Linked DNA regions of Homo sapiens: region 2 is linked to region 1. Evidence: read pairs that join two places in POLR2A ChIA-PET (ENCODE). Cell type or tissue: OCI-LY7. All regions are shown on one strand. Each heading gives the region's core, and the rest is flanking DNA. Links, peaks and the distances in the headings are about the cores only.

The links. Peaks named below come from ENCODE experiments on the same cell type or tissue, not always from the same donor. Only the 100,000 strongest peaks of a DNase experiment are listed, where the experiment ranks them.
Region 2: POLR2A ChIA-PET joins it to region 1 with 5 read pairs; 1 of 35 experiments calls an interaction of 5 or more read pairs at or near these places.

Annotation. Positions count from the first base shown.
Region 1 is chr3:46,382,820-46,385,736 of GRCh38, forward strand. The region is part of intron 2 of CCR5AS (CCR5 antisense RNA); the gene reads right to left. Among named protein-coding and RNA genes, the nearest start is that of CCR5, 13 kb to the left of the region's middle. In OCI-LY7, for the core only: no CTCF peak of the experiment used is centred there; DNase peaks (open chromatin) are centred at 932 and 1,362; H3K4me3 peaks cover 1,460 bases; H3K27ac peaks cover 1,599 bases.
Region 2 is chr3:45,891,736-45,894,652 of GRCh38, forward strand. All of the region lies in intron 1 of CCR9 (C-C motif chemokine receptor 9), which reads left to right. It also overlaps a transcript of LZTFL1 not described here. Among named protein-coding and RNA genes, the nearest start is that of CCR9, 6.7 kb to the left of the region's middle. In OCI-LY7, for the core only: no CTCF peak of the experiment used is centred there; no DNase peak of the experiment used is centred there.

The DNA.
Region 1 (2,917 bases), core at 190-2,689:
TTGGCATCAGTGTTTCCTAGATTTGAATTACTATGCAAGTTGCTTACTGTTTCCAAGCCTCAGCTTTCTAATCTGTAATTGGGGCTAATAATAGTATCTGCCTTACAGGTTTGTTCAGAGGATAAATGAGAAATTGCATGTTGAGGGCTTAACACAGTGCCTGGCACATAAAAGCTCTGGTAACAGTTAGCCACTTTAATAATTTGCTAATAATGGCTATTTCTTCTTCAGATTAGGATGTGCTCCCCCAAACAGTGCACTTAGACATAGCGGGCAATCCAGCTCACTCTCTGCAGTGAGAGAGAAGCACTGGCCGACCAGAGTCAGCCAGGGGCTCATGGGTATGAAATCAACAGCATGATTTTGTAAGTAATGGATGGAAAGGGCCTCACAACTTTATGGCACTGTGTTCAATTTGCTTGGTCTTCTGTAGCTCCTTTTGAAAGCCTTTTAGGGTGGATTAACCTGCTACCAATAATTCTGGTCAGATGTAGACTCCATAGCTCAAAGCAAACTGAGAGAGTGAGGGCAGCAGGCCAATTCCCCACCCCTTCCTTCTGGACTCTGACAGAAGCTTACACTCAAGGAAGAGCAAGTAGGAATTAACGTGTTAAGAGCTAGGTAAGCAAAACCCAATGAGAAGTTCTGGCAAAGCCCCATGGGCAGGGGTGGCTTAGGCACAGGAAACAAGTAGGATTTCATACCACGCGCCTCAGTCTACTTCCGGGGCCCTCATCCTCAGCTGTGCCTATGCAAAGGAGAGCAACCAATAAACCCCACCGCCACTCTCCTACTGTGGAGGCCAGGGATGGCCAGGGGTAAGAGAGGGATGGGAAGTGTTTCCTCCAGCCGTCCTCTGAGAAGGAGAGGAAACTGGGCAGAGCTTCTGTCCTCCTTCAAGCAGAAACAGAAACAAAAGAAACCCCTAAGGGGGTTCTTACTTCCCCTCTAGTTCAGTTGTGCACTAACCATCTGCAGCTCAACATTCAGCATTCATTCATTGATTCAGCAAACATTGAAGGAGGGCCAGCTATGTGCCAGATGCCAACTCATGCCATGAAAGAGAGTCCCTGTCCTTATGAAATTCACTATTTAGAGAGAAAAGCAAGCAAAAAGGCAAAGTTTGAAAAGTACTGTTGAAGTGGCATCATTGTCTGGGGTGAATACCTGAGGTTTGTGGTCTCACGCCAAGGGAATCAAGGACTCAGGCACACAAGAAGTGAGTTTAAGAGCAGAGGTTTAATAGGCAAAAGAAAGAGAAAAAAGAATAGCTCTCTTGCCTGCACAGAGAGAGGGGCACCTGAGTGGATCTTCCTGTTTTGTGGTGAAATGCAAGGCATTTTATAGACGAGCTTGAGGAAGTGGTGTCTGATTTACTTAGGACCCGAGAGATTGGTCAGACCAGGTGTGATGTTTACATAGCATACAAAGAAGCTGGCCATCCCATCCTAATCTTTTATTACGCAGACGGGGTCTATACCTGGCTGGTGCCATGTTGTCTGTTCCTTACTGTACACGTGGTTGACAAAGAAAAGGGAAGATGAAGAATCCATGTTGAACATGCCTGGCCCCCAGATAGTCTTTTCCTATTGGCACAGCTGCCGGCATTCACTCTTGCAAGCTTCCAGATTGCTTATCTATGTCTGCAGCCCAATTTTACAGGTTGCTCTTTGCTAGAAAAGAAATGATTTGGGGGCTGCTTTTCATTAAAAGGAAAACCTTACCAAGGTTAAAAAGAAAAAAATTTCTTTTTAATGCCTATGTTACTGTGAACAGTGTCGGGATAAGGCTCTGAGAGCCAGATGAGGATGAGTTATCCAATCCAAGGATGGGGGTCTGGAGGAAAAAATCCTAGAGAGCATTGCTGCAGTTGAATAAGGATTAGTTAGAAGCTACTGAGTGGAGCATAGGAGTAGGAACTCTTATGCAAATGTGCAGAGGTGAAATAAAGCAAGGTATAGTCCAGGTGCCTAAAGTAGCACAGCTGACTTGAGATAGATGATAGATAGGTAGATAGATGGATAGGGTACATAGATGATAGATAGATAGATAGATAGATAGATAGATAGATAGATAGATAGATAGATAGATAGACAGACAGACAGACACTGGTGTGAGTGTGGGTGTGTGTGTCTGGCTGCGTGCATGCATTCCTCCTGCAGGAGATCAGGAGCAGTGGGCAGTATGGAGTGACAAGAAGATTGGGAGGTACTCCTTCTAGCCCTCCCCTCTGCTCTGCCCTCCACTGGAGCAGAAGCAAAGCATATGGTGAAGGGGAACAAGGAGTCTCCCCAGCACAGTACCCGAGTGCATTAGCTATTTATCACTCCACAGTCCCCATTCACGTGTTAATTCAGCATTTATTGAATGCTTACTGTTTGCAATGTCTATGTCAAGCTGTCAAGTGTAGTTTTTATTCTACAGGCCACAGGCACCCCCTAACTGTGTTAAACAAGATGGTAGTATTGAGACAGGAATAATAAGGGTGGTCACAGGAGAATGGAAGATTCCAGGCAGCAGTTTGACTAGTAAAAAAGGAAACTGTTGAAATAGCTGCATAATCCAGGGGTCAATAAGAACCTGAGAACCAGGGTGTGAGCCAAGGCTGGTTAAAAGCAACTGGATCCAATATGGTGCTGAGTTTCTCCTAGGTTTTGCCTGGAACCTCATTATATGCTCAATAACATACCAAATCACACACCCACCAGGGCCATTCCATTTCCTGGAACACTCATGTTTGGTGTAAAAATGGGTGGCACCACAGCTCTGAGAAATCTTTACCTTTTTCAGGAAACTTCATGAATATTCCATCCTTTGGTTAAAGAAACCCATAATGTAGAAGCCCCAAACCCTACTGGGCGCAACTCTCTCTCTCTTGAGTATGCCTGCACTTCCCTTTATTATTTATTTATTTATT
Region 2 (2,917 bases), core at 218-2,717, 490 kb before region 1:
CATCTACTTGTCCTGTCTCTTTAGTCTCCTTCAACCTGAGATGGTTTCTCAGTTTTTCTTTGTCTCACTTGACCTTGATATTTGGCCAATTACTTTGCAGAAAGTCCTTCATTTTGCGTTTTTCTGATGCTTCCTCATTCTTTGATTTAGGTTGACCTTTTTTCCAGGAATAAAGATGATGTGTCTTCCCTCCTCAACTCTTTAGGACAAATGTGACACTGGTTTGCTTCCATGTTGGTGGTATGGGGTTTGAAGACCAACTTAGCTGGTCTTCAAATCCAACACCATCAACATGTAGTTACATGTCTCCAAGGAGCCCTGGCTGTTTAGTGGAGAAAGATATTTAGATTCCAAGATCAGGGCACTAGGTGCTAATTATGCTGTGTATCATTGCTTTTAGGTCCTCTCAGCAGACAGAGACAGGAAATATGTATGTGAAACACACATACATATACATATACAAATTGTCTATCTATCTATCTAATTTAATCTTAAAAACATATGGGTATAAAGACATGTGAACATGTATGTTCATTCCAACACTATTCACAATAGCAAAAACATGGAATCAACCTAAATGTTCATCAACGATAGACTGGATAAGGAAAATGTGGTACATATACATCATGGAATACTACACAGCCATAAAAAAGAACAAGATCCTGTCCTTTGAAGCAACATGGATGGAACTGGAGGCCATTATCCTAAGTGAATTAACACAGAACAGAAAAACAAATGTCACATGTTCTCATTTATAAATGGGAGCTAAATGTTGAGTACATATGGACACAAAAAAGGGAATAACAGACACTGGGACCCCCTTGAGGATGGAGGGAGGTAGGAGGGTGAGGATAAAAAAACTATCTACCAGTCAGGTACTATGCTTATTAACCTGGGTGGCGAAATAATCTATACACCAAGCCCCCATGACGCGCAATTTACCTATATGACAAACCTGCACATATACCCCTGAAGCTAAAATAAAAGGAAAAAACCCACAAAAACAAACCAAAACAAAAAAAACCCACGTGGGTCCGTAGTGATCTCTCAAGTTGGCTACAACAGCACAAGGCACTCCAGTGCACTTTTGAAAAGCTACCAGCAGAGAGGTTACCAGGAGGAAGTTCTGGTTGCTTTCCTCCTCAGGGCCTGCTGACAGCCGGAGATGACACTGAGAAGTGAAGTGCCAGAAGGTTTTCATCGTACTTTGCTTTTTCCTGCCTTACTTGAACAGCTTTATTGAGGTCCAATTATAATAAACTGCAAATATTAAAATGCAGAATGTAAGTTCTGACGTACATACACCCTTGCGAAGCTCTCACACAACCCAGACAGTGAACATATTTATCCCCCACTGAGGTTTCCTTTGTACCCACCTGCCCTCCTGCCCTCCCACACTCCCCTTCCCTCTCTCTCTCTCTCTTTTTTTTTTTGTTTGAGATGGAGTCTTGCTCTGTCACCCAGGCTGGAGTGCAGTGGTGCAATCTTGGCTCACTGCAACCTCTGCCTCCCAGGTTCAAGTGATCCTCCTGCCTCAGCCTCCTGAGTAGCTGAGACTACAGGCGCACACCACCACACCTGGCTAATTTTTTGTATTTTTATAGAAATGGGGTTTCACCATGTTGGCCAGACTGGTCTCGAACTCCCAACCTCAGGTGATCTACCCACCTTGGCCTCCCAAAGTGCTGGGATTATAGGCGTAAGCCACCATGCCCAGCCACCTCCCCTTCTCTCTCTCTCTATTGCCAGGACATCAGTGATTCTGCTTTCCGTCAGTATAGATTAGTTTGCATTATTTAGAGTTTTATACAAGTGAAATCATACAGTATGAACTCCCTTTGGTCTGGCTACTTGGCATAATTGTTTGGAGACTTGTCCATGTTGCTGTGTGAATCGGTCATTCATTCCCTATTCCATTGGACGGATATTTCACAGTTAACTTATCCATTTACTACTTGATGGACATTTAGGCTGTTAGCAGTTTTTGCCTACCACAGAGTAAAGCTGTAATAAACACTCACATACTAGTCTTTATGGGGACATATACTTACAATTTTCTTGGGTGAATACTTAGGAGTGGGATGACTGGATCACATGGTGAGTGCATGTATAACGTCTTAAGAAACTGCCAGTTTTCCAAAGTGGTTTTACCACACATTATGCATTGGAAACCACTGTACTTTCAGAAAAGCAGGGTGGGGTCATGATGTTGTTATGGAAAGGAAGCCAACAGGTTGGCTTTATAGGATTTATGAAAGAGGCTATTTTTTTCGAGAACCTTGGGGTGTGATGCTGGACAGGTTTCCTTGAAATGTACTCGCTAAGGGTATAAAAGGAAATGCCCCAGCTCAGGCACAGACTTCGTCCTCGAAGGCAGTCAAGCTGTTGTTTCTTTGGTTATGTAGGGGTGGGCTTTAAAGAAATTCAAAACACATGAAAATGACAACTCGAGATTTATTTCAGTCAGTTCCGAGGCCCTGTGCATTAGGGAACTAGAACTCATTTTCTTCAGTACACAAACCTAGGACTTCCTTTTCCTGCTGAAGTCAGGGTAAAGAGGAGAAAGGTGGGTTCTGGGGGCACCGGGTCTTTTAGGGAGGGGCCCCAACCCCAGTGGGCACCACCCAGCCCTCATGTTCTTCTTGCCACCTGGTTACTCAAAGGCCCTTTTCCTGGGGAGTCCAGAGCCCAGGGCATTCTCAAAGCGACCACTGTCCTGTTAGCTTCGGTGAGTCCCTTAGCTGATAGAGCAGGGGGAAGGGGAACCAGTCAGCAAAACAGGACTTGACAGACAAGCTGAATCAAGGGAAAGGGAGCTAATGTAGAAAGGATGAGCTGGGAAAAATGTAACAGCCCACCTGCCATTCCTCATTTGTGGATGGGAGATGTACTAATTATTGTCTAAGTAGAAAGAAAA